2 separate regions of the Homo sapiens genome follow, and region 2 is linked to region 1. A link is an interaction called in ENCODE POLR2A ChIA-PET data of the cell type or tissue named here. Cell type or tissue: endothelial cell of umbilical vein. All regions are shown on one strand. Each heading gives the region's core, and the rest is flanking DNA. Links, peaks and the distances in the headings are about the cores only.

Region 1 (16,247 bases), core at 2,613-5,112:
ACACTGAATGACATTCAGGAGCCTCAGAGCCCAATTACTTTCAATTAACTGTGAGAGTTTGCCACCTAGAGGAAGAAAATATAAACACAAATTTGAAAAATGTTAGTTCCACAACACAACATAATGCAAGTTTGTATTTGTGTTAAGTGGTCCTAAAATCAAAATATTAATGCTCATATTTATTTTTCTTTATTTTCTTTCTTTCTTTCTTTTTTTTTTTGAAGACAGAAAGTAGCTGGGACTACAGGCACATGCCACTGTGCCTAGCTGATTTTTCCGTCTTTAGTAGAGACAAGGTCTCACTATGTTGCCTATGCTGGTCTGAAACCTCTGGGCTCAAGCGATCCTCCCCACTCAGCCTCCCAAAGTGCTGGGATTACAGATGTGAAACACCACACCCAGCCTCTTTATTGACTTTTTACAACTCAATAAAATTAATAAAAAAGAAAAAATTTCTTCCAAATTTAAAACAAACAAATCTTAAAAGTGGGTGAATGAACTAAAAGCATAAGATAATGAATGAGTATAAGGAAAAAACATCACAAAAGACACTGTGGTTAAGTCAATATTTGGGGGGGAAAAAGGGAAATGGCCAGCATTTGAAGAAACATAGGACAAAGCAAAACAAAATTTAAAAGCCAGTATAGAGGATGGAATACTAAAAAATAGAACCAAGGAATCCAAATAAAACTAGTAAAACATGGCCTATTGAGTATGTATAACAGATACTCATGATGAAAAAGCAAAAGTGATTGAAATCACGTGTAGTTTCACATAAAGAAGCAAATTCTAAGGAGTAATTTTAAGCAGCAAAAGCAGAGAACCTTTTCATATATATTAATTCAATACAAATGAGCTAAAATATAAAACAGGAAGTGACAGTAATTTTTTACTACTTAAGAAACAAAATCAATGCTCCTTTTATGTGTTAGTTGTTCAAACTTTTAAAAAAATCTTTATTTTCTGTTCCTGCCTTCATTTGCCAAGAATCATGGCCTCCAGCTTCATCTGGAGGAGGGAGAGGATCAGGAAAAATAACTAATGGATACTAGGCTTAATACCTGGGTATGAAATAATCTGTACAACGAACTCCCCAAGACACAAATTTATCTATGTAACAAACCTGCACATATACCCCTGAATTTAAAATAAAAGTTTAAAAAAAACTCTTTAAAACAAAACATAATTTTTTTATCATTTCACATTTAAAATAATCAGACCTAAATTTACATCCCAAAACTTTAACTTCATCAATGAATACCCTAAAAACACTATCTTTTATGTCTCATGTCTCTCAAGAGGAAGAATATGTCATCAGTCACCAAGGTTTCCAGAAACAGTGACCGGTTTCATTGAGCCGTTCTCTATTTCTATTTCCTTGGTGACCATATTACAAGAAAGCTAGCTAGGGTACTGGGCTCTCTTCATAATCATAGAAAAGACAATTCTAGAGAAGAGCTAACTGGTTCATATGAAAGTAGAATATGTCTAAAACTATTACTCAAAATTAATAATATCAACTTTAACCCCCGCCCCCAAAATACAATAAAGGTTAAAAAGTGACCGCAGTTTAATAAAAAGGCAGCAGCATTTGCTCTCTCAAATCAAAACTCATCATAATGAAAACAGTAATTGCTATTAGTGCAATAAGGAATTTTGGTTCTGAAAACTCTGTTTTAAGTTATGCTGTACCAGAATCATACTGTGGAGCTATAGATGAAGTGGCTCTGGAGAAGACTTCATCCAATTGCCTCTATATCCCCTGCTGAAAATAGTTGAACACTATGCTCTGACAGGGTACATAATATTAAGATATTTTCTCTTACATGGGCTAACTATCCAATTGTCTAAGTGCTTTAAGTATTATTTCTCAGGGAGAATAATTAGTTTTTGGCAACCTGTACATGAGTCCCATTGATAAACCGCATAGATTTATCAAAACCAATTATTAATGAAAAATGTTTCTATTAATGTTACCTAAATTTATCTATGTTATGTTTTTTCTTGAACCATTCAACAAAAGCTAAAGGCTGTTTTCCTCATAATAAAACTACACTTTCACAAACATAATGTAGAAGGAGGACATGTGGCTTAATTTTCTTCTTGAGAATGATGTTGTTCAGACTTTTGACTTATGCTAATGCGGTGGGCTTAAGGGATCCTTAAACCCTCTGGCCACAAAAAGAAAATATTTAAAAGACTCAAATAAATTAATCTACAATTTTGCAAAGAAGTAAACGAATTAAGCTAAGGCTGGAGGTAAAGCCTATGTACTTAACTCAGGTTAATTCCTCATAACAGTTCTGAGGTAGGTAATATTCCTCCCTTTTTATAGATATTATTCCCTCTATACAGATACAGAGTGATTATAAAATTTGGCCAAGGCTACACAGCTTGTTGATGCCAGGGTTCTGATTTTCTAATCCAATTAGAAACATGAGTAATAAGCAAGAGCCTATCAAAACTGACCTGGTAGATGTGAAAAACAATCTAAGAATTTCTAAAACTGAAAAATATAATACTTGAAATAATAAGCTCAATGAAAGAGTCAGATAGTAGAAGAGCTTCAAATGAACCAGAAGAAAGGAAAAGAAATTATCCAGGACATAGCACAGAAAGACAGAAAATATGAAAGAGACGTTAAAAAAGACATGAAATAGGCCAGGCACAGTGGCTTAACCTGTAATGCCAGCCAAACTTGGGAGGCCAAAGCGGGCAGACTGCTTGAGCTCAGGAGTTCAAGACCAGCCTGAGCAAGATAATGAAACTCTGTCTCTACAAAAAAAACACCAAAATTAGCCAGGTGTGGTGGCGTGCACCTGTAGTCCCAGAGACTTGGGGTGCTAAGGCAGGAGAATCGCTTGAGCCCAGGAGGTTGAGGTTGCAGTGAGAGCCATGTTCACGCCACTGCATTCCAACCTGGGCAACAGAGTGAGACCCTGTCTCAACAAAACAAAACAAAACATGAAATAGAAATAAGGTCCTACATATATCCAACTTGCATTCCAGAAGGAGATAAAACATGGAGAACAATAATTGAAGAAATAATAACTGAATTTTAAATAATTCTAAATATAATACTTTTTTTAAAAAGGCAAAAACAGATTACAAAATAGGAAATACTAAAGTTGGCTGGGCGCAGTGGTTCATGCCTATAATCCCAGCACTTCAGGAGGGTGAGGTGGGTGGATCAGTTGAGGTCAGGAGTTCAAGACTAGCCTGGCCAACATAGTGAAACCCAGTCTCTACTAAAAATACAAAAATTAGCTGGGCATGGTAGTGCACGTCTGTAACCCCAGCTACTTGGGAGGCTGAAGCAGGAGAATCGCTTGAACCCGGAAGGCGGAGGTTGCAGTGAGCCGACATCACACCACTGTACTCCAGCCTGGGCGACAGAGCAAGACTCCATCTCAAAAAAAAAAAAAAAAAAAAAGAGAAAATACTAAAGTTAAAACAACAAAAGAACACTGTTAACTTTTCCATGAGATATAAGTAAGTGATTCATTAAAAAAAAAAAAAAAAAAAGGGAAAATGGTTCTAGGATGTTTATTTCCAGCAATCTGGCTGAAAAAACAAACATGCCAGATTAACTTCTTTTTAACTTTCTTTTAAACCACTAAGCTGACAAGAAAGCACAGAATATTCAGAGGCCAAAAACTAAATGAAAACTGGGAACCTGAAGAGGAAAACTGAAAAATAAAGCTCTCTTTCTCTTTGGTCACATAACAGGGAACAAGCTATGGTTTCACAGCCATACAGGAGGAAGAGGAAAAGCCTAGGATACAAGTCTGTCTCGTATAAAATTGGGATCCTAAAGATAGGCATAGGTGACAGGAAGTGAGAAAGTGTTGTCAGTTTCAGCTACTAATGAACTCTGTCAAATGAAAATCAGGGAAGTGACTAAGAATTGACAGTATAAGGAATTATGGTGAAAGTCAAAAGTAAGAACCGAGGAAAACAGAAAGAACAGTTTTTTAAAAAAATGTACACAATACCCACGGACACTAGTCACTTCCTCTCCTTAGCACTGTAGGTTCTGAAAATTCCAAGGACAGGCTTTACTCTGGTGTTTTCTCTTCTGCTGTGTCTGTTTCAGGCATTTAGGCAATCTACTAATGTTTTGGTAAACACGAAGTCCTCAAATTGGATAAAGTTTATACAAACCATATTCTTTTGGATCCTTATCACTTAGTCATAAGTGTAAATAATTATGAAAAAAAAGTTTGTACAAAAGCATAGTAAGTAGCCCAGCAAATTTTCTATTAAGAACAAAAAAACCAACACAAGTTGAGGGCAGATTTTATTCAAATACCTGGCAGCTGTGATCAGTATCCAATCCATCCCAGAGACTCATAAACTGAGCTTTCATCATGGCTGTAGCTTCATGGTCAGAACTTGAACGGTTTCGTAGAAAGGAGTCTAGAAGTAAAAGGTCCTTAACCTTAGAAATTAAGAATTAATTATTTACCCTTTTTTTTGAGACAGGGTCTCACTCTGTTGCCCAGGCTGGGGTGCAATGGCGCAATTACAGCACATTGCAACCTCGAACTCCCAGGCTTAAGTGATCCTCCTGCCTCAGCCTCTCGAGTAGCTAGGACCACAGGTATGTGCCACCATGCGGAGCTAATTTTTTTTTTATTTTCTGTAGAGACAGGTTGACTATGTTGTCAAGGCTGGTCTTGAACTCCTGGCCTCAAGTGATTCTCCTGCCTTGGCCTCTCAAAGTGCTGGGATTACAGGCATGAGCCACCATGCCTAGCCTTATTTTATTTACTCTTTATGTAATTTCAAATGTTCCTAACATACTGAAATGATAAAACGTTTTAGATGATGGGTATTCTAATTACCCTGGTCTGATCACTATATACTATAGTGATCATTGAAATGTCACTCTGTACCCCATAAATATGTGCAATTATTATGTCAATTAAGAAAAATGAAAAGAAAAAAAGTGTTTTAAAGCTGAAAACTTTATGAAAGATTACAAAAAAATTGGGCTATGTGTTTTAGACATTCTGATACAATAAACTTGGTAAATTATTAGGCAAATTAAAACACAATCATTCATAATTTTTGTTTCTTCTCTAAAAATACATTCATGACAACATATGTAAGAAAAATGAAGGATCTAGTACTGAGAGGCTGGAAGAGTTATGTGGAATCTCAGATGAAAGCCTGTGTGTTTTGCCTCTAACTTTCTAGGTCACCTGAACCCTATGTGCTCTTAGTTATGTTGCATACTTTTTTCTCATGCAGTTTCCTGTTAATAAATAAAAACGACATGGAAAAATGAGCAAAACACTATTAAGCCGAAAAATGTAGGACAGAAAATGATTTAAAACATATATGCTGGAATGTACATACATATGTTATACAAGGTAAAAAAAGGTTTTATGGAAATATACCAAAATGCTAATTACGTTGTATTATAGCTCAGGGATGGATTTAAGGACAAGTTTAACTTTCTCTTTTAAATTATTTTCTGTCTTCCAAATTATCTACAATGAACATGAAATGCTTTTTTAAAAAAAGGGGAAAACAATTTTATTTTAGAATATAAGACTGAAAGGTGCTACATCCTAATAATTTAAAAAAAAAAACAGTAAAAATAAATCTAGGATTTTCTAGTACAATCCCCATTTCAAATGTTTTGTCTTATATCCCTATAAATCACTTTTATTTCTGAATAACTATTACATTTTAGCATTGAAACTACAACACAAACTTTGTCGATCATACATGCAAGTGGCACAAAAATATCTTGTAATGTGCTATGTCCACACTTCAAAAAAGTATTTTTTATAAAAAGTAATTTCAGCAAAAACACATTACCATGACACATGAGAGTCCTGCAATGGCAAACATATATCCTAGATTTATTTAAAGTTTAATTCTGTAAAATCTGTCCTATCATTGGACTATAATTCAAACTAACCCATCTATTCTGAAGGTGGAAAAACCAGTCATTTTAAAACTGCCTAATTTTTAAAGATAAATTTTAAAATTCAACTGCCTACTTAATCTTCCTAATCTTCACTAAGTGGTTTTGGCAAGATGGTTACTTAAAATAATATGAAAAAATGCTAGATATGTATAAATAATTACATCCATCATTAAATTGTGAGTGGATTAAAGTCTCCAAATACATGACTAAGATATTAGAATAAATTAAAAAAAAAAAAAAAAAAAAAACTCAAGGCAGGCAGATCACTCAAGCCAGGGGTTCGAGACCAGGCTGGGCAACATGGCAAAACCCCTCCTCTATTCAAAAAAAAATTTTTTTTAAACAACTATATGCTTGCTTAGAAGAAACATACTATAAATATAAGGACTCGGAATGATCAAAAAATAGAAAATGACACAGGTTGAGTATCCCTCCCTTATCCAAGATGCTGAGGACCAGAAGTGTTTCAAATTTCAGATTTTGGAATATTTGCATATACATAATGATATGATATCTTGGGGATAGAACCCAAGTCCGGATATGAAATTCATCTATGTTTGATATATACCTTATACACATAGAATGAAGGTAATTTAATACAGTATTTTACATAATTTTGTGCATGAAACAAAGTTTTGACTGAGGTTTGACCACAATCTGTTATATGAGGTCAGGCATGAAAGTTTTCCACTTGTGGCATCATGTTGTTGCTCAAAAACTTTCGAATTTTGGAGTACTTTGTATCTTGGATTTTTGGATTACAGATGTTCAATCTGTATCTGCAAACACAAACAAAAAATTGGATAGACTTTTTTTTTATAAAAGTAAATGCACATCTGACAAATGGTGCTGGAGCAATTGGACATTCATCGGCAAAAAAACGGACCAACACAGACTGTAATTTTCACAAAAATTAACACAAAATGGATCACAAATATACATGTAAAACACAAAACTATAAAACTTCTAGGAAATAATATAGAAGAAAATCTAGGTGACCTTGGACTTGATTAATTTTTATGTCTAACACCAAAAGCATGATCCATCAAAAATAAATGTGTAAGTTGGACTTAAAATTCCTGGCTGGGCATGGTGGCACTTTGGGAGGCCGAGGTGGGTGGATCACTTGAGGTCAGGAGTTTGAGAGACCAGCCTGACCAACATGGTGAAACCTCATCTCTACTAAAAATACAAAATTGGCTGGGCATGGTGGCGAATGCCTATAATCCCAGCTACTTGGGAGGCTGAGGCAGGAGAATCACTTGAATCCAGGAGACAGAGGTTGCAGAGAGCTGAGGTCGTGCCACTGCACTCCAGCCTGGGCAACAAGAGTGAAACTCTGTCTCAAAAAATATATAAAATAAAATAAAACAAAATAAATAAAATAAAATTCGTGCTATGTGAAAGATACTGCTAAGGAAATGAAATGACAAGCCACAGACTGGCAAAAAATATTTGCAAACACATACCTGGTAAAGGACTTGTACCCAAAATATAAAAAGAACTCTTAAAGTTCAACAATAAGATAATAACCTAATTGTTGTTCCCAACACAAATAAATGATAAATCTTTGAGGTGATGGATATTCCAATTAGCCTGATTTGCTCATTGCATAGGTGCCTCATACATATGTACAATTATTATGTATCAATAAAAAATTAAAAAATCAAACAATAAAAAATATTACAATTGTTTCAAAATGGGAAAAACATTTGAACAGACACCTCAACAAAGATACACAGATGACAAATAAGCACATGAAACAATGTTCCACATCATGTCATTACGAAAATGCAAATTTTAAAAATGGGAAACTATTAGATACCTATATATCTATTACAATAGCTAAAAATCCCCAAAATTAATAAAACCAAATGCTAGAGAAGATGTATACCAATAGGAACCTCAGTTATTGCTGGTGGAAATGCAAAATGGTACAGCCACTTTGGAAGACAGTTTGCTAGTGTCTTACAAAACTAAACACTGTTTTACCATGTGATCAAGCTGTGGTACTCTTAGGTATTTCACCCAGTTGAGATGCAACCTGTGTCCACAGGAAAACCTACACATGATGCTGTCAGCAGCATTACTCCTAATTGCCCAAAACAAGGTGTCATTTTAATAGACGAATGGAAAAACTAACTGTGGTACATCTACATAATAGAATATTATTTAGCAATAAAAATAAGCTATCAAATCATGAAAAGATGTGGAGGAAACTTAAATGCATATTGCTAAGGGAAAGAAGCCAGTCTGAAAAGATTACATAATGTATGACTCCAACTGTAACATTACAGAAAAGGTAAAACTATAGAGACAGTAAAAAAAGATCAGCGGATGCTAGCAGTTTGGGAGGAAAAGGGAAGGACAAATATTTGATACTATTGTGTATGAGACTGTAATGATAAATAAAAAACATTATGCTTTGTCAAAGCCCAAAGAACTGTGCAACACAAAGAATGAACCTTAAACTATGGACTTTGGTTAATAACAATGTATCAATACTGGTTCATTATTAAATGTCTCATGCTAGTATTAATACTAGGAGAAACTATATATCTGGGGGGCATATGGGAACTCTCTATATGATTTCTGCTCAATTCTGCAAACTTAAAACCATTATTAAAAATAAAGACTATTAATGTATTTTAGAAAAGGTTAATGAAGATATGAGGTTGCAAGAAACAAAGAAAAAAAATCCCAGAGTTCAGAAAAAAGTGGAACTGAACATAAGAGTTGGAAAACCTTGATGTGATTATGCTACCGTCTGTTGTGTTTGTATACACAGCAGGTATGCATATAGACATATACAGCATCAAAAGGTTCTGCTTTGTTGTTAACATCTACATACAGGCTGAAGCCAAGATGCTTGGAAGGATTAACACTCACAGAAAGTGTAGACAAGAAAAAAAATTTTGCTCGTCACTGTACAAGGAAACTTGTCCATCTTTGCCTGGGCTCTGAGGGGTAAAAATGTCCTCCTTACACAAAAAACTAGGACCATGGGGAGTCTCTTTCAGGTATGAAGTCTAAATTTGTACCACCATTCAGTCTGGGAACACACAAACTGAGAAATTATCTAAAATTGGTTTTGAACGATCAGACCCCTGAAGTTCTAAGCTGAGGACAGAAAAAGTACTCTGGATCTTCTTAGGCAAAAAAGAATTCTCATATAAAAGCAAGCCTAAAGCCATCTAATGTTACAAATGACACAAGGAAACAAACCACTATTAAAAAAAAGTCAACATAAAGTAAAATTAGAATTTCAGAAAAGAGCAATTCAAAAACTACACAAAAATAGTATGTTTAAAATTCTAAAGATATAAAAGGGATTGAAATTCTAAAATAACAAGCTACAGTAAAAAAAGGGAAACATTTTATAAAGAACCAAACAGAACTTCTAAAGTTCAAATATAATCAACAAAAAACAAACCCAATAGTTGAAAGATTAAATATAGCCAAGGAAAGAATTGCCTTTATAATCTACTCAAAAATTGAATTATTTTTAAGTTGTACCATTATTTTGTGTACCAACAAGAAACTTAAAATGCTGCCAACTCAATTGTAACATGCTATCCTAATTTCGAAGATGTTAAAATGTAAAAAACAAAACAGTATGTCTTAGAATTGATGAAATACTGTACAGAACTAAATGACAAACTGTAGAAATGACTCAAAATGGAAGAGATGAAGAATTTTTTTTTTGAAGATGGGGTCTTGCTCTGTTGCCCAGGCTGCAGTGCAGTGGCATGACCTATGCTCACTGAATATCCTCAATCTCCTGGGCTCAAGTGATCCTCTCACCTCAGCCTCCCAAGTAGCTGGGACTAGAGGCATGCGTTACCACACCCGGCTAATTTTTGTATTTTTTTTTGTAGATATGGGGTCTTACATGTTGTCCAGGCTGGTCTCAAATTATTGGACTCAAGGAAACCTCCTGCCTTGGCCTCTCCAAGTGCTGGGATTACAGATGTGAGCCACCACACCTGGCCTGAGAATTGTTTTTTTTTTTAATGGGAACATTGCAACATGCAAATATATACAATGGCTGAGAAATCCTCCAGAATTAATGAAAGTCACACATCCTCAGATAAGTGGCTTAGCAGGCTAAATGAAAATAAATGCAGACCTAGAAAAAAACCATACTTAAATAGCAGAATGACATGAAAATCTAACAGCAACTAGAGAGAAAGGATAGATTACTTACAAATATAGGGCAATAAGGAGAATTCTCAAAAGCAACAAGATTAAAAAGATTAGAATGCAGTGGAATTGTAGCTTTAAGACGCTGAATGTGATTCTGTATCATTTAAGAGAGAAAGTAGAATTAACACATGTTCACACACAGGAAGAATCTACTCTTTGTACAACCTTTGCTGAAAGAACTTTGAAAGACTTCAGTAAAAACAAAGTTAAATCCAGAAAAGACAAGATCAAACAAGCAATGGTGAGCAAAAAACCTAGCAAACGTGGCACTAAACAAGCAATGCCAGTATAAAATAGCAATTAATATCGAAGGTAGAAGAAAAATAAAATGTTTAACAATAACATGTAAGAGATGAGATATTATTATTACCTAAGAGTTCTAAGTTCTCTGTGAATTATTTGGAAGGAAGGTAGAGATTACCCTTGACTTTTAAGTTGATATTCTAAACGTTTCACTAAAGTAAAAGAACGTATAACTTCTAAACCTGTAGCAAGAAAAAGGGAATAAAGCAAAAAAGTCTACTAGACTGGTAAATTAAAAGCAAAAAATAATATAGCAGAAGTAAATCAGCTAGGCGTTATAATCCCAGCACTTTAGGAGGCTGAGGCAGGAGGATCATTGGACCCCAGGAGTTGGGGACCAACCTAGGCAACATAGTGAGACTTCGTCTCTACAAAAAAATTAAAACATTAGCAGGGCATGGTGGTACACGCCTGTATTCTCAGCTACTTGAAAGGTTGAGGCAGGAGGATCGCTTGAGCCGGGGAGGTCAAGGTTGCAGTGAGTCATGGTTGTGCCACTGCAATCCAGCCATGACAGAGCGTGAAAAAAAAAAAAAGAAATCTGAATTATCTCAGCTATCATAACAAAATCAAACTAATCACACTTCCCAGTTAAAGAGAAGCTTAGATTAAAATTTTTAGACAATATAGCTAATAGGCCAGGTGTGGTGGACACACCTGTAATCGCAATGCTTTGGGAGGCCAAGGCAGGGCAGATTGCTTGGCCCCAAGAGTTTTAGACCATCCTGGGCAACATGGAGAAACCCTGACTCTACAAAAATTAGTGGTGTGTGGTAGCACACACCTGTGGTCCCAGCTACTCAGGAGGCTGAGGTGGAAGGTTCACTTGAGCCTGGGGAGGTTGAGGCTGCAGTGAGCCATGATCACGCCACTGCATTCCAGCCTGGGTAACAGAGTGAGATGCTGTCTTAAAAAAAAACAAAAACAAAATAAACTAGCTATATATTCCTCTGTTCAAGATGCACACCAAAACACCAAAATAACTGGAGTAAATTGATGAGAAAAGATACATAAAGCAAACAAGTAACCAAAACAAAGCTATACTACATATTTGTATCTATTTTTCTCTCTACATATTTACATAGCCTATCATACTAAATTTAACAATAATAAAATATAATTCAAAACTACAGTAATAAAGCTATATAAATATATATCCAATACTAATAATACTGTATTAGTATAACTATATATATTTATATATACATCGTACCAGGAACAGAACAAAAATATTGATCCATAATATAGCAAGAGTCCATTAATATAAAAGTCATGACATACAGCAAAGGATAGTCTAGTTTGCTGTCTTTTTGGAAAAGAATGAAATTAGATTCCTATCTCATGTTATATATAATTTTTAAAAAGAGAACATTTATGGGGATAGTGAAGGTATTTGTAAACCAGATACAAAACGTATAAACCACAAAGGAAAAATACTGACTATAGCCAAATAATAAACTGTAAAAAAAAAACTATCAGAAAAAAGATAGACTAGAAAATAGGTGTAATCATAATAAACATCAACAAAAGAAAACTACAAATAACTCCAAAGAAATATTGACAATTCACAAATAAGAAAACCCAAATGGCTAATCAACATGCTAAAAGATGCCCAAGTTTACTACCAAGCAGGAAAACATAAATAGGTATAATAACTAAAGAACTGGTAATCCTAGTGAGGTTGAAGATAGATATATCACACAACCAAATGATTCAACTTCTAGGTATCTTTCCCGGGCAAACATATATACATGAGAAAACATGTACATGGATATCTACTGCATACTGTTTGTAACAGAGAAAAGACAGAAAAACCTATCTATCAAGTAGGGGAGTATATAGTCTATGGTTCATTCTACAACACAGAAATTATACATAGCATATTATGATGTTGGTTATGTTCTTTGTTTTATTAACATGGCCTAATAAATGTTAAAAACTAAATCTGGTTATCTAAATATCTCTAAAAATGGCCTTTAAAAATACTCATATAGAAAACATAGCATACCTATTTCATCTATAAAGATGATGGATGGTTGTAGCTTTATGGCAAGGGAGAAGACAGCAGCAGCCAATTTCTGAGATTCTCCATACCACTTATCGGTCAGTGTCGAAGGCTGAAGGTTAATAAATCGACAGCCTGCTTCTTTGGCTGTGGCCTTGGCAATCAACGTTTTACCACAGCCTGGAGGCCCATAGAGAAGAACACCTGGAAATGAATATGTTATTTATTACCTTTAAGGGGATATTTGCTTCAATTTATATGATAATCAATAGAATAGTAATTCCTTCCACAAAAAACTTTCCCAATATTCAATTCTGCTTTTATTTAATCTTGTTTATAGTAGGTAAGATAGAAGAAAGGAAGATGCCATGTTCTAAGCTCAGTGTCAGTTAAGAGCATGTATTTGGGGATTACAGCATCCTGTGCCCTCTCCCTTCATGAAAAGGTTCAGTTTAAATGCTCACCTTGACATCCAAATTCATACCACTTTATCAACAGTTGAAAAACAAAATCATCTAAGGCCCTCCACCTTCACAAGCAAACAATGCACCATAGTGCTTTGATATTAGCCTACAGAAGGTAAACAACTTCAAAACAGATTGTGGCAAACACTGTTTTGCTGTTGCTCACAGATTAAGTTTTAGCCAAAGGACATGTGCCTTTTTCCAAACAATCTTTTCCTAAAAGAAACAGAAATTATCAGTCACTCCTGTTTTAATTTCCAAAGAATAAAACTATATTATTAACCTATGGTCTCCATTAACAGCATTTTGCTGCTAAATACAATTTAAGGTAACACTTTTAATACAAGGGATCTAGAGGTTGGGATCTTGAACATTTTGGGAACCACCACCAACTGTTTCTCAACTAAAATGAGATAGCATTTTCTAAATTTAATAATATTAAATATATAATAATACTAAATATATAATACTAAAATTATAATTTTACCAAATTACTAAACTCAGTACTACATGATCTGGCACCTAAACTTAGTACTAAGATGGTTATTAAAATAAACCATCTACAGACAGCCCTAACAAAAACTGTAATAGGCAGACCTCTCAAAATATTTGTTTAATTCAAAGCTCAACTTTTCCTATGAAACAGTATTTTTTAAAATGCCATCTATATAGATGGCATGCTAGGGTGAACTGGAAGGGATCTGGAGGAGTCCAAAATTTTCTTATATATAATAAAAATAAAATTCAAAATGAGAGGAAAAATAATTTTGTATGAAAATTCCCAAAAATATCTCAATTTAAAAAAAAAAAGAAATCTGCACCTGATTCCATAACTCTAGCAATTTTATTTTTCACATCAAACACTTCAAAATAATGTTCAAGCTCTTCCTCAAGCATACATAGAATTTTCTACTGGTCTTTATAATTCTTGAAGATTCAAGTTCTAACAGCAACTAATCTAAGTTTAATCATATGAAACTAAACTTTTCTAAAGCTGACTTTTAAATTTAAATCCATAAGCTTTACCAATACATGTTAATTGTATTTTCAAGCATTCTGCAAATTTTAATTAAGTTCACTTAGGTGCTTAAAATTTGGTTAAGTCAGTTATAATTTGAATCTTCTACTGACATTTTTCTTTTGGATGGCTCATATGAAACAATAAAGAATAGTAATCTAAAACCACCTGTTTGCAGATACTTGGAATTATTAATTTCATCATTTTGATCACATAATTTAATATAGAATGCATATCCATTATAAAACTTTTATACACATGTTACTTAAATCTCTGGGTTTTTATATTGTTACACTTGGTACTTTCTTAAAAACTAAATTTCAAGGTTTTTAGAACAAAGTATTTATGCAAAAGCCTCCATATTTTGTTGACTTTGTAGCTACTCTACCACTTCATAAACATATTCAGAGATTTTAGAGTGTTGTGTTTGATTCAAATTATTCATCTATCACTTGGAATATTTCCCTTCTAGTAGATCGGTTTTGTTACTTTTTAGCAGGATTAAGTTTTTCCTCTTCAAGGATTACAATTAGTGTTATTAACTGAGCAGTTATGAGTGTCTGGAGTGCCTAAAGATTCAATATGCAAAGAAAGCTTGTGGCTATCCTAACTTTCTGGGGACAGGCTGTAACAGAGAAGGTACACAAGCTGTCAATATTCCCTTCTTGACCTGGGTAGTAGTTACATAAGTGTGTTAGCCTTATAGTTATTCAGTAAACTGCTTTATCCCCATTCCTGTGGCTCACGCCTGTAATCCCAGCACTTTGGGAGGGCGAGGTGGGCAGATCACGAGGTGAGGAGATCGAGACCATCCTGGCTAATACGGTGAAACCCCGACTCTACCAAAATATAAAAAATTAGCCAGGCATGGTGGTGCACGCCTGTAATCCCAGCTACTGGGGAGGCTGAGTTAGAAGAATCTCTTAAACCCGGGAGGCAGAGGTTGCAGTGAGCCGAGATTGCGCCATTGCACTCCAGGGTGGGCAACAGGGCGAGACTCCGTCTCAAAAAAAAAAAAAAGTTACACTAAAATTCAGATTGGCTTGTCTGACAAATTATCAGTGAGTCTAGAGATAACGTTATTTAGAGTGGCACCTTTTCTATATACTTTCCTAAAATGGTCTCCACAGTGATAATAATTACGATGGGTGACAAATGAGTACTGCAATGAATGTGAGGCATTTAGCTTTTATTATTAGCTTTGCAACCTTTAAATTAGTTCTTTGAGCTTAATCTGATACTTTTATAACCAACTTCAACAAATAAAAACTGTGTTTATTATCTTAAGCTTTATAGAGGCTTAAAAATTTAAACTCCTTTTTAAGACGGATGTTTTTGGTAATGGCTTTACTTAGTAAGTGCTATATGCAAATAAAAGATTTAGGAAGAGGATGGGCACAGTGGTTCACACCTGTAATCTCAACACTTTGGGATGCTGAGGCAGGAGGATAACGAGCCCAGGAATTCAAGACCAACCTGGGCCACAAAGTGAGACCCTGTCTCTACAAAAAATTAAAACATTAGGCAGGCATGGTGGTACATGCCTTGCAGTTCCAGCTACTCAGGACCCAGAGGCAGGAGGATCATTTGAGCCCAGGAGGCTGCAGCAGTGGGCTATGGTTACACACTCCAGCCTGGTGACAGTAAGACTCTGTCTCCAAAAAAAAGGATAAGAACAAAAAAAGTATTGGGATACACAAATCTAAATTTGAGATAATCCTCATTTGTGACAAATATTCCACCTTATTAGTGACTATTTTTCTTTTTTGGACAACTGTTTATTGGCTTTAACATAAAATTTGTCCAAATGGTGCAAAAATACACATCTATATAAATTAAATCTACTTAAATATAAAGTACTTGAGAAGAATATGGGTCTTTATAACAGAAAATCTATTTTTAAAATTATTTTTTTCCTTAGGTTACTCACAATTTAAAGAATGCACCAAAACATGAAGTATAACATTCACAAATGTAATAAAATTTATATACCAAAATAACAATACAGAATTCAGAAAGTTTACAGAGGAAGCCATATGGTATTCAGATGGATTTTGTTGGAATTTTAACTGTTGTAAATTTTTAGACGTTTGAGGGAAAAAAATCACTTTTTAAATATAACCGTCAATATCTTATGTGTGCCCCCATTTCCCTGTCACCAATTAGCGGCATCATGGTGTGCATTAGCTTCAACTTTGTATCTATACACAATAGTTACATATGACCTCATGCACTGCATGGATACTGCAGTCACTCTCCAATTATCTTTTTGTAGTCTGTGTGAAGCAGTGATCACTTTCAGCTCAG
Region 2 (16,247 bases), core at 6,775-9,274, 260 kb before region 1:
TAGGCATTATTTTTAAAACAAATTATCTTTTCTGAATTTCCCCCTGATAAAGTGATACAAATGGAAAAATCATATAAATTCTTTAGCTTTTGAAGCAGTTCAAAAGTACCTGTTAATGTGTAAGAGGGGTAAGTTTTAGAAAGTGAAAAGCAAAGTACTATGATGTTTTTTGAGTTATATGTAGCAATGCTGAGAAGATGAGCAGTCATGTCTATCATAAGTTATTGCAGTGGATGGGCTGACTATGCAACTTACCATCCAAACTGGTGGGACACTTTCGAAAGTGAAAGGGAACACTATTAATAATTTTGCCAGGAAAGCAGGTGGGAAACCATGGCACATGGTCACCTAGCAATGGGAGATTAAGAAAATAAGATTTTTTTCTGTTTTCTAGGAATTTATGTTCCATAGGGTAGATGTTGACAAAGATACATGCAAAGATTGTAGATTACATTATACTCTGAATTAATTTCCAAAAGACTGGAAGTAGATGTTGGGGAAAAAATAGATTAGAATTTATCAGTCACAGGGCCTGGATGCTTTATAAGGATCAAAAAGAAGATGCCTAGACTAGCATTTGAAATTGAATTTTTTCTCTCTCTCCAAACTGGCAGTACATTGGCATCGCCTGTGGAGCTTTAAAAATTATTTACTTTATTGGGAAATAATTCAAACACGAAGATAACAAAAAAGGCTAATGTGGTGAACATCCCTATACCCACAACTTGGTTTTACTAAATTTTAACTTTGTGCTTCAGTTACTTGCCTTAAATAAATTGAGGTCTACTGGTCCCTTTCCTGGATCCCATTCTTCTTCCTTTCTCACCAGTGGTAATTGTTGTCATGAATTGAGCATTTATATTATCCCATGCCAGTTTTATACATAAATGGGATATTGTTTTGCAGATTTTAAAACTTTTAAGAGTGGTATCAAAGTTTATACCAGTCCAAAATTCTATTTTTATGCAACTTTTTGTTTTTGATGTAATGTTTGCAATTCTAGTCCTACATTTTAAATGTATGTATTTCATTCTACATCTATACCAATATCTAGCCATTATTCTGTTAGTAGGCAGTTAGGTTGTTGAAAAAGATTTTTTAAAACTATGTTTAGTCTCTGAATGGGCAAGAATTATGTATTTTACTGATGAAGTAACTGACAGCAACTTCTTTTTGGAAGCAGTATTAAGTATAGTGGTTAAAATAATGGATTCTGGAATTGGACTATTTGCATTTGAATCTTGACTCTACTATCCTATTGAATAACTATGATTTTTGACAAGTTTATTAATGTCTTTATGCCACAGTTTCCTTTTCTGTAAAATGAACATGGGAATTATTCTTGTCTTATAGGATTATTGCAAAGATTATATAAGATTAATTCATACAAAGCATTTAGTACCTGGCGCAGTAATTGCGCAATAAATACTTTTGCTATTTAAATACCCTTTTGTTTACATAGGGGGTGATGCTATATGTATTTTCAGTAACTTACTATTTTTACTTAACAATATATTTGTCTCTAGACAAATATAGAACTGTCTCATTCTTTTAAATCCTGTGTTATTTCATGGGACATATGAATGACTCGATTTGTAAGTCAATGCTAGTTAAATTGTTTAACCCATCATCGAATTTTACTGCTGTAAGAGGCTGTTGCTAATGCAGTCCAAATTCTTTTTATAGAAACCATTTTCCTACTGAAGTTTTTCTTAGTTTTTAACTCTTTCAGGTAATGCTACAGTGAACATTCTTGTAGTCTGTTTTTTACACTTGAGAGTTTATTTGTAAGATAAAATAGGTGAGGCCGAGTGCCGTGGCATAACCTATAATCCCAGCACTTTGGGAGGCCAAGGTGGGTGGATCACTGGAGCCCAGGAGTTCAAGACCAGCCTTGGCAACATGGTGAAACCCTGCCTCTATCAAAGACACAAAAGTTAGCCAGTCTTATAACTTGGTCTCCAAATAAATAAATAGATTTCTAAAAATGTTTTTTAAAGATAAATAGGTGAAATTGCTGGGTTAACACACATGAATATTTTACATCTTGACATATATTTTTAAATTGTTCTCTGAAGGTGTAGTAAAAATTTATATCCACAGTATATGAGAATGTTCATTTTCCCATATCTTCCAACAGTAGATATTATTAGTCATTTTAATTTTCGCCAATTTGATTAATGAAAAATAGTATCTAGCTTTAATTTGCAGTTCTTTGATTACTTCTGAAAGTGAACATATTTTCATGTTTAGTAGCCATTTGCATTTCTTCTAAAAATTACCCCTTCATAATTTTGTTCATTTTCTATTGGGTTATTTTTGTTTTCTTATGAATCACAAATACCTTTTATGTATTATGGATATATTAATTATATCTTTTAATTCTGCCTGACAAAGGATTCGCCCTTTGCTTGTTGTATGTTGCTAATATTTTAATTTCTTGCTTATCTCTTAGGTTTGTTGATGGTGCCTTTGATTGCACAGAAGTTTACATCTTTTACATAGCCATATCTGTCTCTTCATTATGGCTTCTGAGTGTTGTATTTTGTCTAGGAATCCTCCCACCGCAAGATTATTATGTTTTCCTATTGTCTTCCTTTTTTGTTGTTTTATTTTTTTCTCAGGGGAGTGGAGGGAAAGGGTCTATTTCGTTTTTTAAATATTTAAATTTCTTATCCACCTGAAATATTTTTGAGGTTCTGAAAGATTGACCACGAAATCAGAAGGGTCATAACAGATAAGTCAGAGCTATAACTTAAATAAGATAGTGTATCTAACCTCTTTACTTTGTAAGTGGGGAAATTGACACTAAAGAGAGCTTACCCAGGATAATTAGTGGTAAAGTCAGGTCTCAGCCTGTCTTCATCTGATGCTTTTTCTCCCTGTACTCTGAAGAGTTTTTTGGTGAATTTTTTTTTTCTGGTAAACTCTCTTCCGGTTTAAGAATATACCATGTGGACTGACTTCATAGTTTCAGAATTAGAGCTTCGAGTGTAAATAAGCCAGGTCCTTTCATCAAATGTACCTGGTACTTACAAGCCACTATATTGTATCAGGTATTGAGATTATAAAACCTTTTCTTTACGTAAGCAAAGTTTTGAATGGCTTTTCTGTATATTCCCAATGAAATACATTTTTTTTGTATTATATACTGCCTCAGGAATTCTTTAAACTCAGAACTAGTGCAAAATGCATGTAACGCCAGTTGATTTTTGGTCCCATTTTCCTTTAGGAAAACAGGAAAGGCAGTAAAATTAAAGAAAAATCAAAGCAATGGAGGCAACCACTGCAGTTGACTTTTTTTTCTCTCTAGCATTAAATATCACCCACTTCTCATTGACTAGAGAGCAGCAGTGTTTTTATTTACTAACAAAGGCTACTTTTTATAGCCCAAGCATTCATTCCCTTATCACTTCTCTTCAATACCCATATGTATCTCAAAGTAATGTAATCAGCAAATTAGCAGTGTAAAAATGCTAGATAACTTATTCTGAAATCCACTTCCGAAATCATTTGAGCAGCTAAGTTTGAAAAACTCATGTTGGTACCAACATTTCTCTCTTTAGTGTGTGATTTTTCCCTTTTTGTGCTTCTCCTCCTTGGCTGTCTCTCCTTTCTCCTTCCCCCTCACTTACCTTGCACTTCCTTCCCTCTCCATCTCTGTAGTCTTCTCTCTCCTTTTATATCTTTTCTGTACTTACTGCTGCTTCTTAGTTATAAAATGAATTGTATAATTTAAACTGTTTAATAAATGTACTTTGTTATTTGTAATTTTCAAGTCGGGTACTAAAACCTTTATAACCTTAGCCCCCCTCCTTGAACCCTCTAAAATTAACAAAATCATATTAAGTTTTATATAGCAAGTCCTTGGGTTATACTTTTTGTTGATATTGCTAGGCAAATATGCTCTTAACAAGTAATTGCCTGAGGCAGGAGGATTGCTTGAGCCCAGGAATCCGAGTTTGCAGTGAGCTGTGATCACCACTGCACTCTAGCCTGGACAACAGAGCAAGACCCTGTCCAAAAAAAAAAGGCAGAAAAAAGTTACCAATTACAGAAAATTTCTTAGTTTTATTGGGCTGAAATTTATACTTCCTCATGGTTTCTTCCTGATAGTTCAGTTCTGCACCCTTAAATTACACAGAGAAAGTCTCTTAATTCTTTGATAGCCAGGAAGAAACTAAATTATTTCTTCCCCAAACTGAAGATGTCCATTTTATTGAGCTGTACCACACATGGCATTCTACAGATATTTAGCCTTTGAAAAATTGCAGAAAATAATGACCCACAAAATTTTACCTTTTTTTCCCCCCAGATTTAATTCAAGTAGCCTTTTTCACCTGTTCATTTGACCTGGCAATTAAAGGTGTTAAATCTCCTTGGTGTGATGTTTTTGACATAGATGATGCAAAGGTAAGTATTATTTTTGCAGTTTCTTTGCTTTTTTAAAAAAATTTTTTTTGGCTTGCTTGTTTGCATTTGGTTACTTGAAGCAGCTTTTCAGAAAATGAGTAGTTAGGGAACATAAACTGTTTTGTGACTAACTCCTAATTTTCCTTAAATAAAGAGAGATTAAAGGTTCAAATTGGTCCCACCTACTTGTAAATAGTTTAGGTTCAAAAAACTCTGGAAACATTTTTTCCATGATGATTTGATTTCTAAATCATCCCATTTACAGACCTACTTTTAACCCATCATCAAATTTTACTGCTTGGAAGGGATTATAGAGCTGATATAATCCCAGATTCTTTTTATGGGAAGCCAAAGCTCAGAGAGAATAAATGGGTTTCCAAAGTCCTAGCAACTATTTTATAACAGTTTTCATGGGAAATTGTGTTCTGTGTTTTACAGTGAACACTTGTATGTCCTTCACCTATATTTACCAGTTAACCTTTTTTGCCACATTTCCTTTATCACTCTCTCTACTATATTAGTTTCCTATTGGTGCTCTAACAAGTTACCACAAACTTACTGGCTTAAAACAATATAAGTTTATTATCTTATGGTTCTGGAGGTCAGAAGTTCAAATTGAATCTTACAGGGCTGAAATCAAGGTATCAATAGAGCCGTATACAATAGAGCCGTATTCTTTCAGGGGGCTTTAGGAGAACATCTGTACCCTGCTTTTTCTGATCTCCAGAGGCTGCTTGCATTTCCTATCACTCAGACTTCTGACGGGTACATCTCCAGCTCTAACTGTCCTTCCTGCCTGCCTCTCGTAAGGATACTTGTTGATTACACTGGGCCCACCTAGATAGTCCAGGATTTATCTCTCCATCTCGAGATTCATAAGTTAATCACACTGGCAGATTCCCTTTTATCAGGTAAGGTAACATATTCATAGGATGTCAGGGATTAGAATGTGGACATATGGGAGCTGTTTTTTCTGTCTACCGTGTGTATATAATCTTTTTTTCCCCGCCCCACCATCAGGATGCTTCACCCTTAAATACTTGGGCATGCATCTAGGACAAGAACATTCTTTTGTATAACCACAATACAGAATACTATAGTTCATATTTATGTATATCATATATATCACAATATTTTCTAATGTACAGTCAACTTTCAAATTTTCACGTCTTAAGTCTTTTATAGCTGTTTTTTGTTTGCTTTGTTTTATAAGATTCAGGATCTAATAAGGGATCATTCATTGCATTTGGTTGCATTTCTTTTAGTCTCGTTTAACCTGAAAGAGTGCTCCAGCCTTTCTTTTGTCCTTCGTACATTGGCGTTTTGGAAGAGTCTAGGCCAGGTTTTTTGCAGAATGTTTTTGGATGTGTCTGATATTTTTTACTCAGGATTAGATTCAGATTAAACATTTTTGACAAGAGCACTACGTAAGTGATATATCCTTCTCAGTGCATCATATCAGAAGGACTGATGTCTGCTTGTCATGTCATTGATTATTATTACTATTTTTTTGAGACAGTGTCTCTCTCTGTTGCCCAGGCTGGAGTGCAGTGGCGCAATCTCAGCTAACTGAAACCTCTGCCTCCCGGATTCAAGTGATTTTCCTGCCTCAGCCTCTCCAGTAGCTGGGATTACAGGCGTGTGCTACCATGCCCAGGTAATTTTTTTATTTTTAGTAGAGATGGGGTTTCACCATGTTAGCCAGGCTGATCTTGAACTCCTGACCTTAGGTGATCTGCCCGCCTGGGCCCCCCAAAGTGCTGGTATTACAGGCATCAGCCACCACTCCTGGCCAGTGATGTTTGATCATTAGATTACAATGGTGCCTGCCTGATTTCTTTATTGTAGAGGTACTTTTTTTCCTTGTAAATAAAGAACTTCTTGGCCGGGCGTGGTGGTTCATGCCTGTAATCCCAGCACTTTGGGCGGCCAAGGCGGGTGGATCACCTGAGGTTAGGAGTTCGAGACCAGCCTGGCCAATGTGGTGAAACCCCGTCCATACTAAAAATTAAAAAATTAGCCAAGCGTGGTGGTGCACACCTGTGATCCCAGCTACTCGGGAGGCTGAAGCAGGAGAATCGCTTGAACCCAGGAGGTGGAGGTTGCAGTGAGCCAAGATTGTGCCACTGCATTCCAGCCTGGGCAACAAAGCAAGACTCTGTCTCAGAAAAAAAAGGAAAAAAGGAAAAAAAAGAACTTCTAATTTAAATGACTGTGACTTGAAAATTTAAATACATGTTTATTAAATTAATTGAATAATAGTTTCTTTTTACATGTGAAAAGAAATTAAATTCTTCTTTTAAAAATTAAGGTTGTCTTTTGATTGAGGTATTTTCTATTATTTACTTCAGCAATTTGTTAGAAAATAATTTATCCCTGCTTAGGACTTTCACTGTGAAATAGGTTTATATGCTGAAGTATTTACAGGTGAAATAAAATGATACCTGGGATTTGCTTCAAAATAATACAGTGGTGGTGGTAGGAGCAAAGCTGAAATGGGATTGGTTGAATGTTGATTATTGTTGAAGTTGGATGAGTACACAGAGGTTCGTTATACTACTGTTTTATATTTTTTATGTGTTTAAAGTTCTTTGTTAAGAATTTTTTTTTTTTTTTTTTTTTTTTGAGACAGAGTCTTCCTCTGTCGCCCAGGCTGGAGTGCAGTGGCCCAATCTCAGCTCACTGCAACCTCTGCCTCTTGCGTTCAAGCAGTCCTCCTGCCTCAGCCTCCCCAGTAGCTGGGATTACAGGCATGTGCCATCATGCCCGGCTAATGTTTGTATTTTTAGTAGAGACGGGGTTTCACCATGTTGGCCAGGCTGGTCTCGAACTCCTGAACTCAAGTGATCCGCCCGCCTCACCCTCCCAAAGTGCTGGGTTTACAGGTGTGAGCCACCGCACCTGGCCAAGAATGTTTTTTACAATTAAAAATTAATAGACATTTATGAAATTCTGAGATAATTAGATATCCTGGACTTTGTGTACCTTCAGCAAGCATTTTTTGAGTTTCCGTTCTGTGACAAGCACTTGCTTGGAACTAAAGACACTAACATAAGATAGATATTGTCCTCAAAGAATGCCACAAGGAATGAAAGACATGTAACTAAACCATTGCAAGACAATAGGATGTCTATACAGTGATAGAAGTATACTCAGATGCTCCTTAAGTTATGGTGGGGTTGCATCCAGATAAACCCATGGTAGATTGAATATCTTAAGTTGGAAGTACATTTACGACTTACAATGGATTTATCCAGACATAGCCTCGTTGTAAGTCAAGGAGCGCACTGAAAGTGTATTGCTTTTGAACCATTGTAAAGTTGAAAAATTTTAAGTCAAACCATCATAAGTTGCAGACTGCCCATGAAAGGTGTAGTGGGGCACAAAGGAGAAAGTTAATTTGTAGGATAGCTTTTTTGCAATTTGTGTCTGCTTTAATAAGTATATCTAGATTTTCTCTCTCCTGGGATTAGTTTTGGTATTTAATATACCTATAAAAGTCATTTATGTTATCCATTATTTGCTGAATTAAGCAAATATATCTTTTGATTTTAAAAAGTGTTTTCCTTCTCTGAAATTATTTCTCCGTAATTGTGTATTTTTGCTTTCAATTTTTTCTTTATTACAGTAGTTTATTGTTTACTAATTTATTTTTTCCCTAAGAAACAGTTTAGCTTTATCTGTTTTTGAACTTTATAATGATGGAATTACTCAGCGTGTGTTTTTTTTCTTTTGGTATCTAGCTCTTGTTCAACATTAAGTTTTTAAGATTTATTTGGGAGCTAAATGGTGAGAACACATGGACAGATAGAGGGGAACAACATACACTGGGGCCTTTCAGAGGGCAGAGGATGGGAAGAGAGAGAGGATCAGGAAAAATAACTAATGGGCACTAGGATTAATAACTGGGTAATGAAGTAATCCATACAACAAACTCCCACGACACAAGTTAAAAAAAAAGCTTCCCATTTATAGATTGCTACTTAGAAGGCAGGGATTTGAACTGGGAGGAATTTAAAATGATCTTGACCTGTTGTGTTGTGAAAAGGTTTACAAATTTCAGGAAAATATACCTCTTCTCAAATGGATTGGGAATTATGAGGTCACAGACATTTCTCAGGATTCCGTAAAACATGTACCTGTAGCAGAGTATTAGAGGAGATTGAAGCAAAGGGGCAAGCGGTAACTTCTTGGGGGCGATTAAGTCATTGTATTATCATGGTGGGGGCAGGTTATACAGTTGTTTATATTTGTCGAAAGTCATCAGCCTGTATATTTAAATCATGTGTATGTAAATTACAATTTAATAAAGTTTTAAAAATGAAAAAAGATTTATGAGGTTGCATATAGCTACAATTTTTAATTTTCATTACTGTATAATATTCCATTATATGAATATTTTACAGTTTATTCATTATCTTTTCAGTAGACATTGTTTTTAGTTTGGGGCTATTATGAACCTTGTTGCTATGAACATTATTGTATATGTTTATTGGGGTACAGGTATACCTGTTTCTGAAGGTGTATGTCTGGTAGAATTATCGATTCTCATGCTTCAGCCTCCTGAGTAGCTGGGACCACAGGCATCCGCCACCACACCTGGCTAATTTTTGTATTTTTAGTAGAGACGGGGTTTTGCCATGTTGGCCAGGCTGGTCTTGAACTCTTGACCTCAAGGGAGCCACTTGCCTCAGCCTCCCAAACTGTTGGGATTACAGGTGTGAGCCACTGCACCTGGCCTTTTTTTTTTTTTTTTGAGACAGAGTCTTGCTCTGTCACCCAGGCTGGAGTACAGAGGCGTGATCTCGGCTCACTGCAAGCTCCACCTCCCGGGTTCAAGCCATTCTGCTGCCTCAGCCTCCCGAGCAGCTGGGATTACAGGCACCCGCCACCACACCCGGCTAATTTTTTGTGTTTTTAGTAGAGACGGGGTTTCACCCTGTTAGCCAGGATGGTCTCGATCTCCTGACCTCGCAATCCGCCTGTCTCAGCCTCCCAAAGTGCTGGGATTACAGGCGTGAGCCACCGCACCCGGCCCTTTTTTTTTTTTAAATATAAAGTTTTAGTGGTAAGCATGTGAGAATTTTTTAAATCTCCAGTTGCCTCCTTTTTATTTCTAATAGTAGATTTTATTATTTGAATAGATTGAACAGACTATTATCTAATTCCTTTTTAAATTTCTTAGTGTTTACGTCTCTTTGTTAACTTCTTGATTTCATTGCCTTTGTGTAAGGACAGACTCTCTCAAGCCGTGTTTTTCCTTTACTCTCACACCACCATCACAATCATCAACACAGAAGACTTCTGTGACCAAATGTGTGGGAGCCTTTCCCCTGCACGCCAAGCAGGAGACACCAGCTGGGTGTCCTCCAGTTCAGATTTGACATTGTCTACCTGGAGGTAGTATTAGATCCCACAGGTTGAGGGCTCAGTCCCCAAGTGCCCCATCGGTACTCTTCTGTTCAGCTGGCTTCAAGTTGGCGTTCCCATGACCTCTTCTTTGGGTTCAGTTAATTTGCTGTAGCAGCTCACAGAACTCAAGGAAACACTTTTGCTGGTTTATTATAAAGGATGTTACAAAGGATACAGATGAAGAGATGAGTAGGGCGAGATATGGGGGAAGGGGCGTGGAGCTTCCATGTCCTCCCTGGGCATGCCACCCTCCAGGAAGCTCCACATGTTCAGCTATCTGTAAGCTCTCTAAACCCAGTCCTCTTGGGTTTTTATGGAAGTATTCCTTCCCCCCAGGATATGAGGCAGGACCCTTTCAGGGCAGGATCTTAAGACCCCCAGAAAGGCAGGAAGATTAGAGTTCTGCCTCCGCACAGGTGAAAGGGAGGCAGGAGAGAGATTCTGTTTCCTGAGGCCTGCCCTGGAGGCCTAACACACCCAGCATTATACCAAAAGACTACAACAAGGGATATGGGAGTTACAAACCAGGAAGTGTGGACGAAAGCCAATATATACATATCATAATACCACAGGTCAGCCCCTGGTTTTCGAAGAGGGATACCTTACATCAAAAGAATATATACAATCATTAATAATCCAGTCCATCATCTGTATGAATGTCTTCCAGGGCAAGGCCACTCAGGTTTGCCAGCTTCCTTTCAATCCTGTCAGGTTCCAAAACCAGGAGTGGTCTTGGCAAATTTATGGCTTCACCCTTTCATGCATCTGTCATACTTGAGCTAAGAGACAGCGTCACCTTTTGCTCTGAGCCCCGTTCAAGGCGTTCATGTAATATGTCATTTCCTTCAATTTATAACCCGTTTATTCATCCTTTTTCCCTCAGCTGTTCTCCTTTTCTTCATTAATAAATATCTACACTGCTACCTTTGGAAGGGACACAAGTTGCCATTGTGCTGTGCTAGTCTAGATTGTAGGCAGCAATGCTAGTGTAGCAAGTAGCTCCTCCTCACCCCTTTAATGTATTTTTTGTTTTGTTTTTATATATGGCACTGACCCACCCCTGCTCTTAAAACTTACTATGACATGCACTTAGTTTCTCTAGGAGCTCTTTCGGGAAGAAAGGTTTGTGACTATTGTAGTCATCTTGAACCTCTTTTGGGTTACATATTTTAGTCCCCTAGTTGTGGTTTTAGCTACAGGTTTTAGTTCTAGATAGAGATTTCAGTTCTCCACTTCTACATGAGCAAATGATCAAATGATATGTAAGTGGAAAATTTAACCCTCAGATAAAGGCTACTTAATTACCAGCTCCCGGTTCCAGACCTTTCAGCAGAGGTTAATAACTGTAATCAGTGATAGGTAGGTTTCAAACCGTTTTCTATACTTTTATAATCTGTATCATTCTTAGAAATATAAAAGGTATAGTGTGTGTGTGTGTGTGTGTGTTGGTAATAAATGGTATTATAGGGTATGTATTATTTTTAATGGGTTCTTATTCAACATTGTGTCTTGGAGATTTTTCCATGTCAGTACATGGAAATCTATAATATAGAACTTTTTGATAACTGCAAAGTATTCTGAAGTATGTGTATACCATAGTTTATTTAACCATCTACCTACTATTGGAATTTAGTTGTTTCTGGGGATTTTTTGGCTTCTATAAGCAGTGCTACTATAAGTCATTCTTGTACATTCTCCCTGGTGTTCCTCTGTGAATATCACTTTATAAGAAATGGAATTAAATGGGTCATAGGGTATGTGTGTTTTCATGGATTTTGCCAATTTGCCCTCTAGAATGTCTATACCAATATACATTCCTTCCAACAGTACCCATTTCCCCATATCCTTGGTACACTTTTATTATTATTTTTTCACCAAACAGATACATGAACCAAAGTAACTCATTTTCTATTTGACTTCTACCTTCTCAAAATTCTTATACATTTCTCATCCACCTATGGTATCTTTCTGTGCTTTAATGAATATTCTTCTTCTTTATTCTTTCTTCTAAATGTATCCTTGACATTTAGAAGAAAGAATAAAGAAGAATATTAATATAATATCATCTTAATATAATGTTAGAAGAAAGGAGAGGTGAGCACATGTCCTTACTCCACTCTCTTGAGCTGTCCTGACCTTGGATGATTGGCTGTGAGCACTTACTGGCTTGCTCTTGCACACCAGCATCTACATTCCCCCAATCCAAATTTGTGATGCAGCATAAATCTCTCTGTGGTATGAACCTTAGGGACCAACTCTTAAATGCTGGAAAGGACAAATACTATATTTTGTGCAGAATGGTAATTAAACATTGTAACCATTTCTTAGAGAATCATTATTAAATCAGGGAATCTTGTTATATTTTTGAAAATATATTAGAAATTATTTTTGAATTTTTTTAGGTATTAGAATATTTAAATGATCTGAAACAATATTGGAAAAGAGGATATGGGTATACTATTAACAGTCGATCCAGCTGCACCTTGTTTCAGGATATCTTTCAGCACTTGGACAAAGCAGTTGAACAGAAACAAAGGTAAGAACTTTCTAAAAAATGTGAAGTACATTTTGAGTTACTACTAAACTTCTGGAAATTTTTTTATAATGAGTAATTTTAAAAAATAGTTTTTGCTTGTGTTTTAAAAAAATTTTAATATAATGTGATACAAAAGAATTCGATAACATATATGTAAATTATAAAACATACGAACCTTCCACTCTACCCAAGAACTAGAATATTCATAATAAATTGCATTTGTTTACTTATGTGTTCCTCAACTATTCCATTTTCCTGCCTCCTCTTGCCCTTCCCTTTCCTCCAGAAACTATTCTTTGGAATTTTGTATTGGTCATTCCTTCGCCTCTTTAAAACAGTTTATATTATGAATGTATTGGTGCCCAAAGAATATATTTAGTTTTTCTTGGAATCATACTGCTTATTGTCTTTTGGGACTTGCTTTGTTTCCCCCCTCAACTTTATGTTTTTAATATTCAACATATTATTGCATATAGCTGTAGTTCATTTTCACTGTAGTACAATATTCAATAATGTGAATATACCATCTACTCTTGTCAGTGGGCATTTAGATAGTTCCTATCTTTTGCTGTTATAATTAGTGTAATTATGAACTCTATGTGGCTCCTGCTATGAATGTGCAAAATGTTTTTGTTTTGAAAGAGAAAAAGCTTTTGTTAACATTTATAATCTTCAATTAAAAATAATTTTTCATGACTTGAACCTTTGATAGAACCTCAATTCCAGGCTTGTTTCAAACTTCTGGGCTCAAGGAATCCTCTCCCGTTGGTCTCCCAAAGTGTTGGGATTACAGGCATGAGCCACTGCACCCAGCTGAGCACAGAGAACTTTGTAGGTGGTAGAAGTTTTCCCAAACTGGATTGTGGTGATTACACAGACAGCTGTATACATTTGTTAAGATATCTAACTCTTTAATTAAAACTGATGAATTTCATGGTAGTTATGCTTCAGTAAAACTTAATCTGAGTATTTAACAAAAGTGTAAAAAAAAACGGAATGAAATAATTTTTTGGTAAAAGTGGAAAAATTTTTTTTAAAGAAGACTCCATTTTTCTGAATTAGTAAAGTTTTTTTTTACAAGGCAACACCAAAATGCTTATGACATAATTACTGAAAATGTTTTAAAATTATTAGATCACTTCCCTGCATTGATGCGCAATATATTGGAAAATAATTGAATTTTTTTAATTAAGGATTTTACAGTGTCATAGGGTCATTATTTTTTAAAACAGTTTGAGAAATAATTCATATGTAGGCATGTCTCAAAGATAGTGCAAGTTCAATTCCAGACCACTGCAAAAAAGTGAATATCACAATGAAGGGAGTCACACAATTTTTTTGGTTTCCCGGTGCATATAAAAGTTATGTTTATACTATAATAAGTGTGCAATAGCATTTTGTCTTAAAAAACAATACATACATACCTTAATTTAAAAATGCTTTATTACTAGGAAATGCCCATGATCATCTGAGCCTTCAGAGAGTTGTAATCTTTTTGCAGGTGAAGGGTTTTGCCTCAGGTGTTGAGGCTGCTGACTGATGAGAGTGGTGGTTGCTGAAGGCTGGGGTGGCTGTGGCAATTTATTGTAAAAGAAAATATCAATGAGGTTTGCTGCATCAGTTGACTCTTTCTTTCATGAAAGATGTCTCTGTAACACATGATGCCGTTTAATAACATTTTACCCACAGTAGAACATATTTTAAAATTGGAGTCAATCCTCTCAAAGCCTGTCACTGCTTTGTCACTGTCACAATCCTTTGTTGTCATTTCAACAATATTCATAGTATCTTCACCAGGCGTAGATTTCATCTCAAGAAACCACTTTGTTCATCCATAAGAAGCAACTCCTCAGGTGTTCAAGTTTGATCATGATATTGCAGTAATTCAGTCACATCTTTGGGCACCACTTGTAATTTTCTTGCTATTTCCACCACATCTGCAGCTACTTCCTATCATCCATGAGGGTTGGAATCAGCCTCTTCCAAACTCCTGGTAATGTTGATATTTTGACCTCCTCCCATGAATTACAAATATTCTTAATGGCATCTAGAGTGGTGAAACCTTTCTGGGAGGTTTCCAGTTTACATTCCTCAGATCCATTAAAGGCATCACTGTCTATGACAGCTATAGCCTTATGACATTTATTTCTTAAATAAATAATATTTCTCTGTCATATGAAATTTCTGTTTTTTTTTTTTGAGACAGAGTCTCGTTCTGTCACCCAGGCTGGAGTGCAGTGGCGTGATCTCGGCTCATTGCAAGCTCCGCCTCCTGGGTTCACGCCATTCTCCTGCCTCAGCCTCCCGAGTAGCTGGGACTACAGGCACCTGCCACCACACCCAGCTAATTTTTTTTTTTTTTTGTATTTTTAGTAGAGATGGGGTTTCACCTTGTTAGCCAGGATGGTCTCGATCTCCTGACCTTGGATCCGCCTGCCTCGGCCTCCCAAGAAATTTATTTCTTAAATAATTTATTTCTTAAATATTTCTTAAATTTATTTCTTAATTAATTTCTTAAAATTTATAATGAAATCAAAATTACTACTTGATCTATGGGATGCAGAATAGATTTTGTTTTAGCAGACATGAAAACAACATTAATTTCCTTGTACATCTCCATCAGAGCTCTTGGATGACCAAGTGTATTGTCAATGAGCAGTAATATTTTGAAAGGAATCTTTCTTTCTGAGCAGGAGGTCTCAATAGTAGGCTTCAAAGAGCCAGTAAGCCATGCTGTGTAAAAATAGATGTGCTGTCATCCAGGCTTTGTTGTTCTATTTATAGAGCACAGGCAGAATAGATTTAGCATAATTCTTACGGGCCCTAGAATTTTTGGAATGACCAGTGAGTATTGGCTTCAACTTACAGTCAGGAGCTGCGTTATCTGCTAACAAGAGAGTCATCCTATCCTTTGAAGCCAGACATTGATGTTCTAGATGGTATCTTCTTCCAAAAGAAGGCTGTTTTGTCTACATTGAAAATCTGCTTAGTATAGTGACCTTCAGTTATCTTAGCTAGATCTTCTGGATCACTTGCAGTTTCTACATCAGGACTTGCTGCTTCAACTTACATTTTTGTGTTATGGAGATAGCTTTTTTCCTTAAACCCCATGAGCTAACCTCTGCCAGCTTCTAACTTTTCTTTTGCAGCTTCCTTACCTCTTAGCTTTTCTAGAATTGAGGAGAGTTAGAGCCTTGCTGTGGATTAGGCTTTGGCTAAGGGGAATGTTGCAGCTGTTTGGATCTTCTACCAGAGCACTGAAACTTTCTTCCTATCAGCAATAACATTCTTCCACTTTCTTATCATCCATGTGTTCACTGGAGTAGCACTTTTAATTTCCTCCAAGAACTTTTCCTTTTCATTCATAACTTGGCTAACTGACCCAAGAGACCTAGTTTTTGGCCTGTTTCAGCTTAGGACATGCCTTCCTCACTAAGCTTAATCATATCTAGCTTTTGAGTTAAAGTGAAAGATGTGTGAGTCTTGCTTTCATTTGAACACTTAGAGGCCATTGTAGGATTATTAATTGACGTAATTTCAGTATTATATCTCAGGGAATAGGGAGACTGGAGGAGAGGAAAGAGGATGGAGAATGGCTGGTCGGTGGAGCAGTCAGAACATATACAACATTTATCAGTTAAATTTACCATCTTATATGGGTGGGGTTCATGGCACCCCAAAACAATTACAAAAGTAACATAAAAGATCACTGATCACAGATCACCATAACAGATATAATAATCATAGTAATAATTAAAAAAACTTTGAAATATTGTGTATTACTAAAATGTGATACATTACTAAAATGTGATACATTACTAAAATGTGATACACAAAATGAGCACGTGCTGTTGGAAAAATTACACAGATGGCCTTGCTTAACTCA

Evidence for each region. ChIA-PET counts read pairs that join two places held together with the same protein. Peaks named below come from ENCODE experiments on the same cell type or tissue, not always from the same donor. Only the 100,000 strongest peaks of a DNase experiment are listed, where the experiment ranks them.
Region 2: POLR2A ChIA-PET joins it to region 1 with 8 read pairs; 3 of 35 experiments call an interaction of 5 or more read pairs at or near these places.

Annotation. Positions count from the first base shown.
Region 1 is chr10:87,772,009-87,788,255 of GRCh38, forward strand. It overlaps ATAD1 (ATPase family AAA domain containing 1), which reads right to left. Exons shown (of 10, transcript NM_001321967.2): 5 at 12,462-12,662; 6 at 4,313-4,419. All of the region lies in intron 1 of LOC124902476 (a long non-coding RNA gene), which reads left to right. Among named protein-coding and RNA genes, the nearest start is that of ATAD1, 38 kb to the right of the region's middle. In endothelial cell of umbilical vein, for the core only: no CTCF peak of the experiment used is centred there; a DNase peak (open chromatin) is centred at 3,993; H3K27ac peaks cover 1,414 bases.
Region 2 is chr10:87,508,809-87,525,055 of GRCh38, forward strand. It overlaps MINPP1 (multiple inositol-polyphosphate phosphatase 1), which reads left to right. Exons shown (of 5, transcript NM_004897.5): 3 at 4,316-4,413; 4 at 12,228-12,361. Among named protein-coding and RNA genes, the nearest start is that of MINPP1, 12 kb to the left of the region's middle. In endothelial cell of umbilical vein, for the core only: no CTCF peak of the experiment used is centred there; no DNase peak of the experiment used is centred there.